Regions from separate parts of the Mus musculus genome. Here all the other regions are linked to region 2. The links are chromatin loops, found by intact Hi-C in ENCODE. Cell type or tissue: heart. All regions are shown on one strand. Each heading gives the region's core, and the rest is flanking DNA. Links, peaks and the distances in the headings are about the cores only.

Region 1 (5,071 bases), core at 1,413-3,912, 52 kb before region 2:
CCAGAAGACCTGAGTTCAATTCCCAGCACCCACATGGAGACTCACAACTGTCTGTAACTCCAGTTCCAGGGACTCCAGCACCCTTACACAAATAGACATGCAAGCAAAATACCAATGCATAATAACAAAAAAAAATCATTTTAAAAAAAGAAAGAAAATAAATTAAAATACATTCATTGGTATTCAATAGATAGCACAGGCCCAGAACAGCGGCCGAGGGCAGGTTCTGGATCGCCATGGCTGACGGAAGATCTCACATTTGACCCGTCCTGTTGAATTTCCATTATTTCTGTTACAATTCCAGCCTAAACTACTAGTATTCCCCTACCACCACCTTTTCTCATGCCCACTGTGGGTATACACATCTTTTTTTTTTTTTTTAATGTAAATTGGTGTGCTGCCTGCATGTTTGTCTGTGAGGGTGTCAGATCCCTGGAAGTAAAGCTACAGACAGCTGTGAGCTGCCAGGCGAGTGCTGGGAATGGAACCCAGGCCCTCTGGAAGAGCAGCCATCTCTCCAGCCCCCTCCTCTACCCTCTTTTGAGACGGGGTCTCATGTAGCACAGGCTGGTCTAGCTCTTTCTCTATAGCCAAGGATGGCCTCTGATTCTCCACCTTGCTCCTTTAGCCTCTACCTCCTTGGTGCTGGGTTTACAAGTGCGTGCTACTGCATACAGTATACAGTGCTAGGCTTTGAGCTCAGGGCTTTGTGCATGCCAGGTGAGTGCTCAGTGGTCTGAACTACATCCCAGTCCTTGGAAGAGGCTTCCTAAGAGGTGGCAAGGGTGCTGGAGGCATGGCTTGGTGGTTAAGAACCTGCTCTTCCAGGTGACAAGAGTTGTGTTCCCAGCACCCAAGTTAGGTGGTGGTGGCGTCAGCTCAAGCAGGGGACCTGATGCCTTAGGTCTCTACATACTCACACATGAATATAGTTAAAAACAATAAAAACAAAAATCTTTTAAAAATTTTTTTTAGAGGCTGGAGAGATGGCTCAGAAGTTAAGGGCATTTGCTGCTCGCCCAGAGGTCCTGAGTTCAATTCCCAGCAACCACATGGTGTCTTATAACTATCTGTAATGTAGTCTGGTGCCCTCTTCTGGCTTGTAGGCATATATACAGGCAGAACATTGTATAAATATCTATCTATCTATCTATCTATTTAACCTGAGTGTTCTGTCTGCTCATCTACCTGCATACCAGAAGAGGGCATCGGATCCCATTACAGATGGTCTCCAGCCACCATGTGGTTGCTGGGAATTGAACTCAGTACCTCTGGAAGAGCTGTCAGTGCAGTGCTCTTAACCGCTGAGCCATCTCTCCAGCCCCCAAATAAAATAGTCTTTAAAAAAATTTTTTTTATTCATATCTGTGTGTAGAAGTGTGCACCTGTGTGCAGGTCCCCATGGAGGCCACAAGAAGGCATCAGACCCTTTGGAGCTGGAGTTACAAACAGTTATGAGCCAACCCAATGTGTGTGCTGGACACTTAGGACCTTAGTAAGAACAGCAAGAGCTCTGAGCCATCTCTCCAGCCCCACGTCTCTTTTCTTTTCTTTCTTTCTTTTTTCTTTCTTCCTTTTTCTTTTCTTCATTTCTCTTTTCTTTTCTTTTTTAATGTGGTTGTTGTTTTGAAGGGTAGCCACTGAGACAAAGAATAAAAGGATGAGTGTTATCGGAAATACCCAGGACAGGTCCATGGAAGAGACGCGAGGTGAGAAGGTCAGGAAGAAGATTCATCTGTGTAAGCCAAGCGGCAGGCTCTTAGCCTTCTCAGGCTACAAGCTGCATGGTAGCTATTGATATCTTTTTTTTTTTCCCTGTCAACGTTGCCTGAGGTCAGTTTCAACCAGATTTTGCTTGGACCACAATATTGGGTGGAGACCTAGCAGAAGCCTGTGAGCATCCACTAAAAATATTTAGTGACTCCATGCCTGGGCCTGGCACTGTATTAGGCCATGGAAGCTGGATAAAAGAATAACAGACCACCCCTGCTGAGAGAAACCCTGTGCTAGAAAAAAAAAAAAAAAAAAAAAAAGGAGGAGGAGGAGGAACAGGAGGAGGAGGAACAGGAGGAGGAGGAAGAAGAGGAAGAAGAAGAGGAGGAGGAGAAGGAAGAGGAGGAGGAGGAAACCTTCAGTATATTTCAAAAGGAAGAAAGACATCAGGCCTCTACTTGAGCACAGGCTGGAAACTGGACGGAGGAAAGATGGATCCTGAGAGTCCAGCCTGGGAGACTATACAGTTAGCCTGTCCGTGAGCCGCATAAGCTCTCATTGAAGAAAGGCTCTCAGTCATTAATGGACAAGTCTATTTTCTGCCAGTGACAGGCTGGAGTGTGTGTGGGGGTCACTCCTGTGGAGTTAGTGTACTGGTCCCTGGTCTTTAAAGTTCATCTCTAGCCAGGGATGTCGCCTGCTGAGCTTTCCAGAACTTTCACTTCAGGTCACAGAGAAAGTCAGACACTAAGGGTTACAGTCTTCAAACGTCGCCCACAAGAGGGCAGTGGCCGGAAGCACGTTCGCCGGCCCTAGGAACCGCCCGATGCTTTCTGGACTCCAGAGTACCGTTCCCAAACCGACTGAGACTGGGGACAAAGGTCCGGCACTCAGCACACAGCCCCCTAGGACTGGTGTCTGGTAGCGGAGCTCTGGAGTCCTTCATTCCAACTCCCTGTAGTTTGGCATCTGAAACCCTGACTTGGTGGGAGGCCAGTCAGAAGGTATCAAAAACAAAACAAACAAACAAAAAAAAAATCGAGCCTGACCTCTCAGGGCGAAAGGGGATGGCTCTACCCCAACCCCACCCTCTGGTGAGTCACCTCTCTCCAAACCAGAGCCTGCCTCTCCTGCGCCCCGTGCCAGGCGAGCAGGGCTGGGCGGGTACTAAGGTGGGCTCCATCCCTGAGCCCAAGGCGGGCCGACAAGCTGCAGCGTGTCCCCGCGGGTGTCCCTGTTTACTCTGAGCCCTGGAGCGAGGTGGGGGCGGGTCCATGTGGCCACTCCTTCACTCCGCCTCCTGAGGACGCAGGCCCCAATCCCAGACCGGTTCTTACAAAGTCTCCAAATCAAAGCTCAGCCTTTCCCGCACCTTCCCGGCGGACCGGCCACCCCTGCCCCCACCCTAGGCTAGGGAGGCACTGTCTGGGTTTCCCCAAGGAAATCAGGCCTCCGCCTAGACAGCGGCTCGGGACCCCACTGAGGGGATCTGAAATCCTGGGGTGTGACATAGAGTTTTAAAGAGGCACTAGAGCGCAGCTCTCCTTGCCCCTTACCCCATTCCCACCCTTGGCTCTACCGGCTCTAGGGAGCGCTGGGATGAGGTAGACGCAGTTAGAGGACAGGGTGCCCGGGGACTCCCACTCTCGGACCGCTTCCCAGAACTCCAAAGCTTGTAGCGCCTCCGACTCCCCCTCCCCAGGGCAGCGCGCCAAATCAGCGCATGCGCACTGTCAGGATTGCCGCGTAGCTCTTTCTCCCCCCCCCCCCACCTCTTTTTTTCTTTCCCCGCCCCTTCCCTCCTTCCCTCCTCTCCCTGTCCCCTCCCTCTCCCCTCTGAACACCCCCCTCCCTCCTCCCCCCCACCCCCCCCCCCCGCGGCACTTCAGTCAGGGGAGCAGCGGTGCGAGCTCCAGGCCAGTGCACTGAGGAGGCGGAAACGGGGGAGCCCCTAGTGCTCCATCAGGCCCCTACCAAGGCACCCCCATCGGGTCCACGCCCCCCACCCCCCACCCCGCCTCCTCCCAATTGTGCATTTTTGCAGCCAGAGGCGGCTCCGAGATGGGGCTGTGAGCTTCGCCCTGGGAGGGGGAGAGGAGCGAGGAGTAAAGCAGGGGTGAAGGGTTCGAATTTGGGGGCAGGGGGCGCACCCGCGTCAGCAGGCCCTTCCCAGGGGGCTCGGAACTGTACCATTTCACCTATGCCCCTGGTTCGCTTTGCTTAAGGAAAGGATAAGAATAGAAGAGTCGGGGAGAGGAAGATAAAGGGGGACCCCCCAATTGGGGGGGGCGAGGACAAGAAGTAACAGGACCAGAGGGTGGGGGCTGCTGTTTGCATCGGCCCACACCATGCTGACCCCGCCGTTGCTGCTGCTGCTGCCGCTGCTTTCAGCTCTGGTCTCCGGGGCCACTATGGATGGTGAGTGAGATTCCGGCGGCCCCCATGGACCCCTGGGGGCTCCCCCTCCCCAACCCCCACTCCTGCGTCTGGATGGGGAAGGGAGACGCGGGAGGGGGTGCCTTTTGTTATCCCAGTCCAGCTGACACAGCAGAGGCCTGACTGGGGGCGGGGATGGGGTCTGATTTGGGGGATGGGAGCCTGGGACAAATGATGCTTCCAGGGCCCCCCAGCTCAGACAAAGACCAGAGGCCTGGGTAGGAAAAGAGGGCTCCCCCTTTTTCTGATCTTGGGATTAAGAGGCCTTCTCTTCCTATCTCTGGTACGGGAGGGCCTCTGCCTCCCCTACATCCTCCACCCTCCCGCCCCCCCACCCCCATCTGAATTGTGAAGGAATCCGGATTTGCTGTGTACCGCTGCAAAAGGGGGCGGAGGGCCTTTTGCAGTGGACTCTGAAGGCTGGAAGGCAAAGCCGGCTAGGGGTGCCCTGCTGGCCAAAGGGCAGGCAGGCCGAGAAAGCTGTGGGTGGGGATAGGCAGGGCCCCCTGTTTGGGTGTGGAATGAGCCCTGCATCCCAGGCATGGAGGCCCGGGTCCAGAATCCTGGGCTGCCTGCCTGGGTTCCGAAGTGAGCAGCTCCCCGCTGAGGGCCTCAGTCAGGAGCCCGGTTGAGGGATGGAGGGGTCTGGTGACGCTTATGGCTGGCTTTCCCTTCTTAATTCCTGGGAGCTTTAAGATGAGAGGAAAAACGTCAGATGTCATCATTCTGGAAGAGACTGGAGAATGGTCTGGAACGCTGGGGAGGGGTTCAGAGGAAGCTCTGTCTCCCCGATTTCAGGCTTGATCACAGTTTGGGTTGGAAGGAGAGTTGGAGGTTGGGATGGGGGTTATGACCATGCCCCCAATCCTGCTCATTTAGTAAATGTGTAAAGCCCAGCCCTGTCTCACTTCATACATACACT
Region 2 (5,071 bases), core at 1,461-3,960:
TGGGAACCACACAATCAACCGTTGCAATCTGGATGGGAGCGAGCTGGAGGTCATCGACACCATGCGGAGCCAGCTGGGCAAGGCCACTGCCCTGGCCATCATGGGTGAGGGCTCGGGTGGAAGGAGGGATGGAAGGAGAGCAGGCTAGGCACAGCTGAACAGGTGATGGGGGAGATCCTGAAGGCCACTTTCCACCCCCTGCAAGCCTAATGACTTCTGCAAGAGAGCTGGGGGGGCTAGAGAGATGGCTCAGTGGTTGAGAGCACTGACTGCTCTTCCAGAGGTCCTGAGTTCAATTCCCAGCAACCACATGGTGGCTCACAACCATCTGCAATTAGATCCGATGACCTCTTCTGGAGTGTCTGAAGACAGCAACAGTGTACTTACATATAATAAATAAATCTTAATTTAAAAAAAAAATCTATATTTAAAAGAAAAAGAGGACTAGGAAAGAGCCTTCCCAAGAGTCTTATTCCCTCCTGTTGCCCCAGGGGACAAGCTGTGGTGGGCAGATCAGGTGTCAGAGAAGATGGGCACGTGCAACAAAGCCGATGGCTCTGGGTCCGTGGTGCTGCGGAACAGTACCACGTTGGTTATGCACATGAAGGTGTATGACGAGAGCATCCAGCTAGGTATGCAGTGGGCGCACAATGTGGTGTGTGGAGGGGGTCTGCGGCGGGAGGGATGAGGGGTGGCAGAGAGACTGCAGGGCTGTGACCATGAGCAGCCTCCAGAACGGGGGGGGGGGGTGGTGAGGGCATAGAGGGAGGGCTTTTTACCTTACCCCCACTCGTGTGAAATGTAGACTCAGTCTGGCCAGAAGGTCCAGGGATCTAAGAAGACATGAGACCTAAGAATTGGGTTGGGTGTGACCCTGACAGGTCCAGGGTGAATCCAGTGACTGTTGTCCTCTCTGAGCAGCCCAAGCCTGTCCCCCACCAAGGCTCACCCTTTCTTTTCACTCCTGTGTCCTCCCGCAGAGCATGAGGGCACCAACCCCTGCAGTGTCAACAACGGAGACTGTTCCCAGCTCTGCCTGCCAACATCAGAGACGACTCGCTCCTGTATGTGTACAGCCGGTTACAGCCTCCGGAGCGGACAGCAGGCCTGTGAGGGTCAGTTCCCGGCATTTCCTCTCTGTCCAGCCTTGACCCCTTCTACCCTATTGCTACATTATGCGTTTGAGAAAGATGGTGTTCATCGTGTGTTACCAGGAGGCTTCTGGGCTAAATGCTTATCCAGTGCCCCTTTCTGGGTACTGCGGACAAAAGCTGGAGCCAGAAAGTGGGGCCAGCATAGTGAGAAGCCGGACCACAAAGCGCTAGTGACTGTTCAGGACCTGCAGTAGGTTTTGGTGAGATAGACACCGGCGGCTGACAGAGGCAGGCCAGCTTGGCAGAAGAGGCGTGCCCTGTGCTGTGCCCTGGGTTTATAGAGTGGGTAGAATCTGATGCTTGGTACCTTGAAGAGAGAAGTTGGTGGTACAATAGGGTGTGCTTAACATGCCCTGAGCCCTGACTTAAATCCCAGCTATGTGTGCACGCCTTGGAGACAGACACTCATGCTACATAAGAGGCAAGAAATAGGGCTGGTGAGATGGCTCAGTAGGTAAGAGCACCCGACTGCTCTTCCGAAGGTCCGGAGTTCAAATCCCAGCAACCACATGGTGGCTCACAACCATCTGTAACAAGATCTGACGCACTCTTCTGGAGTGTCTGAAGACAGCTGCAGTGTACTTACATATAATAAATAAATAAATCAAAAAAAAAAAAAAAAAAAAAAAAAAGAGGCAAGAAATATAGCTGAGAAGTCAAGTTCCAGGGCCGCTGAGCCCTGTCGAGGGCAGCGTGGGAAGACTGTGATAAGGCTTTGAGCTAGGGTGGGGACCTGCGGGTTCTCAGCCAGGAGTGCCTAGAAAGTGGTGTTTGGAGATTAACCCAGGGGCAGAAGGCTTGCAGAATGGAGGAGGGAGGAACCAAGGCAGTCAGACCAGTTAGGAGAGTATTAGGAGTGTGTGCGTGAGGAGGCAGGCCCGAGGCCTGGCTACTCAACTGGCTTGCAAGGAAGGGATGAGACATGGAGGCACTTCACAAGAGCCTGCTGGTTTACAAGCTTGCCCTTGGACAGCACTTTTCCCCAAAGTGCTCTGCCAGAAACCTCCTGCTTTGATGTGGGTGGGTGTTACAGAAAGGAACCCTGGGCCGAGCAACATGTAAACATTGTGTTTTTACTGTTTGGCTCCTCAGAACCCTGAGTACACTGAGCATATTTTGGGAGACTTTTAGTGTCTGCACGTGGTGGTGGTGGTGGTGGTGGTCGTCTCTTCTTCTTCTTCTTCTTCTTCTTCTTCTTCTTCTTCTTCTTCTTCTTCTTCTTCTTCTTCTTCTTCTTCTTCTTTTTCTCCTTCTCCTTCTCCTTCTCCTTTCTCCTTCTCCTTCTTCTTCTCCTCCTCCCCCCTCCTCCTCTTCCTCTTTTTCCTCTTCTTCCTCCTCCTCTTCCTCCTCTTCTTTCACAGAGTTTAAGCAACCAAGGCTTAATGGAGGGATTCACTGGGGCACACATTGTATTCAAGGGATGGGAGTCAGGGAGGATTCTGGGATGCATAGAGAGCAGTGCCTTCTCAAAAACAGGAAAACTGGAAAGAAGACTGACCCAGGGGCAAGCAGGATGTTGAGAACTTTATGTTGGGAAAGGATTTGGAACTGAGCAGAGGCAGGGCAATGAGAAAGTTAAGGTCAGACCAAGTGCCAAACTGGGAATCTAGATTTTGGAGTCTTGCTGCTCTGGTTGTCTGCTGCGACCTCCCCTGAGGCCCTTGGAAGGAAGACTGGGGCAGGGTGCTGAGAAAGAAATGTAAGTCTCTTTCTGCCCTCTTGTGGTGAATAGTGGTTCTGCAGGTGGTCTCCCAGAGCTGGGGCTCTCAGAAGCCAGTTAGGTTGCCATCTCCTGTCCAAGGTCCGGGCCTCACACATGGTGTGAGCGTTTAGAGGTTCAGGAGATGGGTAGAAGAAACTGCCAAAGGGGAAGCTGAGAAAAGCAGTTTGAGGGTGACAGGAACCTAGCTTTGTCAGCAAGGCTCATGCTTAAAGTGTTTTTGTGTTGCAGGTGTGGGCTCTTTTCTCCTGTACTCTGTACATGAGGGAATTCGGGGGATTCCACTAGATCCCAATGACAAGTCGGATGCCCTGGTCCCAGTGTCCGGAACTTCACTGGCTGTCGGAATCGACTTCCATGCCGGTGAGCTATTGTCCCGGGGATTAGTCAGCATGCCCCAGTAGTTTATGGGAGTGACACATTAAAGTCCTAGAAGGGCTGCCTGTACTGACTGTAGCAGCTGCCTCACTCCTTCCTGCTGCCTCCCCACTTCCAAGAAAGCACCCGGCACCCACAGCCCCCATTCGGTGCTATCCTGACCCTCCTCGTGATTTGACCCTTTGCCTTGCCTCTGCATTGAGGGGCATTCTCATGTCTGCCCCTCTGCTTCCAGAAAATGACACTATTTATTGGGTGGATATGGGCCTAAGCACCATCAGCAGGGCCAAGCGTGACCAGACATGGCGAGAGGATGTGGTGACCAACGGTATTGGCCGTGTGGAGGGCATCGCGGTGGACTGGATCGCAGGTGAAATGAATGGTAGAAGGAAAATAGGCTTTGGGGGAAAGGCACAGGCCATGGGGACGTAAAGTCTGAAGGTATGGGCAGAAGCCAATGGGAGCTACAGGGAAGATTTGGATGGAAGGGGACCAGGTACAAGGCTCCCTACCAATCTCCCTGAACCCCACCGACTGACTCCCTCCTCAGGCAACATATACTGGACGGACCAGGGCTTCGATGTCATCGAGGTTGCCCGGCTCAATGGCTCTTTTCGTTATGTGGTCATTTCCCAGGGTCTGGACAAGCCTCGGGCCATCACTGTCCACCCAGAGAAGGGGTAAGGAGCTAGGCAAGCTGGCTTAGATCTCTTGACCACAGTATAGTCTGACAAGGCCCAGCTTCTAAGTGGGATGGACTCTCACCCCCACTTCCATCCCTACCCACAGGTACTTGTTCTGGACCGAGTGGGGTCATTACCCACGTATTGAGCGGTCTCGCCTTGATGGCACAGAGAGAGTGGTGTTGGTTAATGTCAGCATCAGCTGGCCCAATGGCATCTCAGTAGACTATCAGGTACGGATACACCCTGGAGCTGATGAAGGCGATAACCCTAGTTCTGAGCCTTTCCCTATCAGTTTCCCTGTGGTAACCATCAGGGTTAGACGTGGACCAGGGAGGGTGGTGGCAGCCTTTAACCCATTTGTCACCGAGAATAGTAATCTGCCCTAAGACGATGGAGGGTGGTCATGCTGAAGTAGAGTATGAGAAAGCTGGGTGTGGTAGCATATGCTTAACACTCAAGAGGCTGAGACAGGAGGATTACTTCAAGTTTGAGGCCATCTTGGACTATTCAGTAAGATCTTACCTCAAAAATTTAAGATAAATACATAGATAGATAGATACATAGATACATAGATTGATAGATAGATAGATAGATAGATAGATAGATAGATAGATAGATAGATAGATACATGATAGATACATAATAGATATATGGTAGATGTATAAATAGGTAGATGATAGATTGATAGATGACAAATAGATAGGTGATAGATAAATAGATACATATATAGATGCATAGATGATAGATAGATAGATAGATAGATAGATAGATAGATAGATAGATTTTAGATAATAAACATAGGTGTAGGTAAATAGATATATACATAGATACATAGAGATACATAGATATACATAGATACATAGATAAGAAGCTAACATGATATTTGCCTAACATGCTTGGTCCTGGGACTAGTCTCTAATGCTGCAAATGAGGGCAGTAACAATAAATAAATTAAAAAGTATAGAGTGAGGGTGTGTGGTCCACACAGTAAGTGTGGTTACACATGGAGCCGATCCCTACTGGAAAGCAGGAGTTAGCCCCAAGGTGAGCTGGGTACATCTGTCCACAGGGCGGCAAGCTCTACTGGTGTGATGCTCGGATGGACAAGATCGAGCGCATCGACCTGGAAACGG
Region 3 (5,071 bases), core at 1,336-3,835, 170 kb before region 2:
GTGTCTAGCTAGGAGCCTTCCAACTGAATGGATGTTCAGCCCTCAGTACAATCCAAACAACAGGCTCGGGTTTCTTTACTAACTTCTTCCTAAATCAAGTTTTTCTTTCTATCATTAAGTCTATTCTCTTTCCTCACAATGCCAAATGCCAGGAATATACTTGAACTATTATCAATGCTCCATTAGCAGCTAAGGAAGAGGTAACGGTTGCACCTTTACTTGTCTGCCATAGCTGTCCTTTCCAGTCTACAAACAAACCTCTCAGCTCTTTTTTTCTTTTCTTTTTGAGATCTTATGTAGCCCAGGCTGACTTTGAAATTGCTCTGTTACTAAGGATGATCTTGATGGCATTATGATACTCCTACCTCCATCTCCCAAATGCTAGATTACAGATAAGAGCCACCACCAGCCCCACCTCAAAATCTCAAACTCTTGAATCCCCACCTCGCCCTTCATGGGATACTTGCCTATTCTCTGGTCCTTCCCAGACCCCTTCTGGATGCTAATTTCTCAAACGTTACTGTATTCTGTGGATGAAGCTAAACTCATAGCCAAAGCAAACACAACTGTGGTATGTAACATTACTTAGGTACGTTGTATCTGTCTTTACCAACTATACAGTAACAACTGGATGCCTTAAGCAAGGGAAAGATTCCTGCAAGCGTTTTTAACATCACTTTTCCCCCATCTCAGGTCTTGCACACCTCGGAGAAACAACTAGTCACATGCGTGTGCTTCGCACAACTCGCCCTGAGCAGCACAACCCTTTTCTCCATCGCACCAGGTTCTACCAACAATTCCCAACTTTTCCCGGGGGCCCAGCACTCGTCTGAGTATTGTTGGGTACCAACCACGCGTCTCCCGGGCCCTGGCGGTCACTCATCCACGGTGGGAGGCTCCGGGCACCCCATGGATATACAACTTGCAAGGAGTACGCCCCAACCAAAGGTCTGCCCGTGCCGCGGTCTCCCCGCGATCCGCCAGGGCAGGGACAGCACCGGGCTGGGGCGCAGCACCGCCGGGAAGGCGCACCTCGGTCGCCACAGACAGCGCGGGCTGCCCCCGTGCGACCCAGGCCCGGCGCCGCGGGAGCCGGCCGAGCGGAGGCCCGGGAGCCGCGGCCCGGTCGCCGGGAGGGAGGACAGGGCCGGCCGGGGACACCGGCGGGGCGCGCCCAGCCAGGGCGACAGAAAGGCCGAGCGGGAGTCCGGCTGGACCCGATCGCGCTTACCCGGCTCCGCGGGGTCCGAGCACCATCGCCGCCACCGCCTCACACAAAGGCCCCGGCCCGCCGTGCCCGGCCCGACGAGGAGGCGGCGCCGCCGGCCGCGGCCAGACTCTCCATCCGCCGAGCCGCTCGCCGCGCCGGCCCGGGCCGCCCCCGCCGCCCGGCCCGCAGCGCCCCCCGCCGTCCCGGAGGAGGCAGCGCCCCCCGCCGCCCGGCCCGCAGCGCCCCCCGCCGTCCGGGAGGAGGCAGCGCCCCCCGACGGCCGGGCGGAGCCACGAGCCCACACCAGCCCGCTCGCTGTGGCGCCTGGGGAGTGAAAAGCAGGTCCAACCAACCCTGTCCCCCAACAGCCTCGCAAAAATCTGTGTGCTTGTTCAGTTAATTTATGACTCCCGCGAGCTTTCTGAGGGCAGGGATCTGTGGTTTTGCCAGAGCTCCACTTTTGAGTTCTGCTTGTCACCTTGCCTTGCACACATATAGGCGCCTTCTAAAAACCTGTGTGCGGGTGCAGGTATGTGACTGTGCGGATGGGGGTGAGGGGGGCGGGGTCTGACCAAGCCAGCTCAGTCAGTCAACCGGGTCTCAAGGGAGGGAGTGAGGATTGCAAAGAAGAAAAAAAAATTGACAAAACTATAACATGACTCCAGCCAGTGCTGAGGCTGAGGCTGAAGCAACTTTATTTTTTTAGCTTTTATATCATTCTAGGTACATCCAAAAAAAACAAAAAACATGGTTCTTAGACCAAAGACAAAGTAATCAAGAGAAGTAGTAAACAAAGAGATCACACACGGTAATGATTAAGCATAGTAGCAAACAAAGCCCCACAGTCACCGTTTCTCACGTTCTTATCTGAGCCTACTTCCTTGTCCGAGCCCAGTGACAATGCCAAATTCCTGGAAGCAGCACCAGACACTCTCACCAGGGGTAGATGATTAACGAATGGAGTATTTCAGGTTAGATCCCCAGGAAGCTCTTCTGATAGCCCAAAACGGACCCTCCTTCCTGGTAGATGGCCAGATGGAGTCACTCTGTTACCTGGACCGTGGCAACCCAGGTGTCTTCCTAAACGGGTCCGTCCCCTGTCTAGAATTCCATCACTGGCCTCCTCCCTTCTCCTGAATCTGCTCATCAAATGATCCTGCTCAAGACTAGCCATAAAACCAAAGCTCCCCTGCCTACGTCCTTACACAGCCTAGACAGCCCAGGCTGGCTCCTTCCCATCCTGCCTCGCCTGCCAGCCAGGCACAACTCCAGCCCAGGCCTGTGTCTCATGGCCAATTCCAGCCTATCTGTCCTCTCTCTTTCATATCTGCCATAAAAGCATTCCCTTTGTGGGCTGGGGAGCTGGTTCAGAGGTTAAGAACACTGGCTGCTCTTCCAGGGGTCCGAAGTTCAATTTTCAGCAACCACATAGTGGCTCACAACCATCGCTAATGAGATCTGGTGCCCTCTTCTGGCCTGCAAGCATAAGTGCAGGCACAATGCTGTATACATAATAAATGTATTAATAAGTAAATCTTTTAAAACAAACAAAATCCTCCCTTTTAGCCATACCAGGGAATGACTATGTTGTCCATCCACACGAAAGTATCAGAAGGTCAAGGTCACCCTCAGCTACATAGCAAGTTTGAAGGTAGCCTAGGCTACATAAAAGCCTGTCTCAAAAGTTTTTTTTCTGTGTTATTACCCACTCCTGGGTTCCTAAAACGTGAAAGGAATTGGACAGTGAAACGAGGGTGATGAGTGACAGGAGATGCCTCTCAGGTCCGACCTTTAATTTAGAGGAAGGCACACTCTGTGGCATAGCATTCAGATAGGGCCCAGCACATGAAGCTATGAAAATCAGAGAATATTCTGTCTTTGAAGTGCTTGTGTTGGGAATTTTCCTGTCTGGACTGGATGAGTTCAGTCTCTAGTTTTGACTTTACAGAGGCATGAACTGTCTCTCTGATGCAGCCACAGCTGCTGATAGGATCAAGCTTAGCACATACTGCCTGGTGGGATGTGCCAGGGGTGTGTGCCACCTATTCCTGCATGCTGGGTTCTTTCTCTTGTTCCCTTTTGGTGCCTTTTGACCTTGACTTTCTTACACCCAAACTCCTGGTCTCCTAGACACTGCTTCTGGCTCAGCACCATGACCCCCACCACTCCGTTTTCTGAAGCTGCCCATTAAACGTTTGTGTTTACGCCTCTATTTTATCATCGTGGTGGTCCGTGGTCAGGGGAGCTGCTTCCTGCAGTGGGCAGTGGTTACCTGCAGACTCAGACCTGGTAAGTGCAAAGAATAAGTAGTTAGTTACTAAGTGTTCGGTCCAGAGTGAAATGTTTGTAGTATCCCGGCCAGGGCTCAAGGAATCTGAGACCAAAACAGGAAAAATGTACCTTGCGGTTAAGAGTTCTGTGTGCACTTGAGATAGTCAAAAGGAAGTTCCTGTTTGTCCCACTTTAAGTCCTTGCAAAATAAAGTTTCTGTTTACCATTAAGAGTCAGTTCCTGTTTCTTAGGCCTGTGTAACTTGCGTGCAACCCCATGCACATGACACCCATCCTTTTTCCCTTCTGTTCTCACCATGTGTGTCAACCAATCCTCTTGGCCCTGTGAACACCTTATCTCTCCAATAGAAGAGCCTTCCAAAGGCCGGCAGGGACTGCTTACTCAAATCCCGACTTAGCCAACTGGTAGCCAGCTGGCCTGTCCTAGGTTCACCCAAAAATACAGCCTGCTTTAATTGGACAGTCATGGACTTGACCTTTTCTCCTCCTGAATGTCAGGGTTAACAAAATATGACAGAGGCGAGGAAGAACATATACAAGAGTCAGGGAAAGAGGGGACTGCTGTAGATCGCCATCCTTGGAGCATGACAACGCATTTGTCCTCTTGAATTATTCTACAGCTGTGACTGACTATATCTGCATTAAGACTGGACTTATGGGAGGGAAGGGCTCTCATGAGGTCCCACCCCTTTACAGGATATATAGGCAGTGTCTTTGTTAGGGTATAGATTGCTGTGATAAAACACTGTGACCAAAGCAACTCGTAGAGGAAAGACTTACTTTACCTGGCTCACAGCTTATGTTCTATCATAAACGGAAGCCAAGGCAGGAACCTGGAGGAAGAAACTGAAGCAGGGGCCATGGAGGAACTCTGCTTACTGGCTTGCTTCTACTTCAGAACCTCCTGCCTAGGGGGGGCACCACCCACCTTGGGCTGGTCCCACCCACATAGATCTTCAACAAGTAAATATCTCACAGGCTTACCCACAACCTGGTCTCATGGAGGCATTTTCTCCACTGAGGTTCCTTTCTTGCAGGTGACTCAAGCTTGTGACAAACTGACAAGAAACTAACCAGCACAGGAAGTTATTGGCTGCTGGGATGGAGGGCAGCCTCTATCTCCCTGAGGGTGAATAAGTAGTTAATGATTGCTGAGATTATTTTCTTCGGTGATGTCGCCCCTGTAAGCTACCCAGACTTTATTAATAACCCCTCACTCCTGCTCCTGTAAAGCCTAATTAAACACATTGCTTCACCAGGCTAGACTTGAAACGCAGTCATTTCTTTGGTCTGTCATTGGTGACTTATCTGGAATGAACAGTCATTTGTCTCCCACAAAGGTTCACTGTGATGGTTTATATATGCTCGTCCTAGGGAGTGGCACTATTTGGAGGTGTGGCCTTTGTTGGAGTGGGTGTGTCACTGTGGGTGTGGGCTTTAAGACCCTCATCCTAGCTGCCTGGAAGCCAGTATTCTGCTAGCAGCCTTCAGATGAAGATGTAGAACTCTCAGCTCCTCCTGCACCATGCCTGCCTAGATACTGCCATGTTCCCACCTTGATGAGAATGGA

What was found. Peaks named below come from ENCODE experiments on the same cell type or tissue, not always from the same donor. Only the 100,000 strongest peaks of a DNase experiment are listed, where the experiment ranks them.
Region 1: a loop joins it to region 2, with 4 times the contacts of the local background. A loop is called at or near these places in 30 of 42 quality-filtered maps.
Region 3: it touches region 2 in a loop (2.6-fold over the local background); 4 of 42 quality-filtered maps call a loop at or near these places.

What each region holds. Positions count from the first base shown.
Region 1 is chr10:127,619,678-127,624,748 of GRCm38, reverse strand. It overlaps Lrp1 (low density lipoprotein receptor-related protein 1), which reads left to right and starts at 3,601. Exons shown (of 89, transcript NM_008512.2): 1 at 3,601-4,131. The coding sequence starts at 4,062. In heart, for the core only: a CTCF peak has its summit at 2,482 (motif pointing right); DNase peaks (open chromatin) are centred at 1,908, 2,538, 2,968 and 3,898; H3K4me3 peaks cover 1,881 bases; H3K27ac peaks cover 1,787 bases.
Region 2 is chr10:127,567,450-127,572,520 of GRCm38, reverse strand. It overlaps Lrp1 (low density lipoprotein receptor-related protein 1), which reads left to right. Exons shown (of 89, transcript NM_008512.2): 32 at 1-104; 33 at 492-632; 34 at 981-1,115; 35 at 3,106-3,237; 36 at 3,488-3,622; 37 at 3,803-3,932; 38 at 4,042-4,168; 39 at 5,008-5,071. Among named protein-coding and RNA genes, the nearest start is that of Gm16217, 26 kb to the left of the region's middle. In heart, for the core only: a CTCF peak has its summit at 2,894 (motif pointing left); a DNase peak (open chromatin) is centred at 2,880.
Region 3 is chr10:127,735,823-127,740,893 of GRCm38, reverse strand. It overlaps Zbtb39 (zinc finger and BTB domain containing 39), which reads right to left and starts at 1,364. Exons shown (of 2, transcript NM_198035.2): 1 at 1,232-1,364. In heart, for the core only: CTCF peaks have their summits at 1,505 and 2,680 (motif pointing left); DNase peaks (open chromatin) are centred at 1,373 and 2,333; H3K4me3 peaks cover 883 bases; H3K27ac peaks cover 1,130 bases.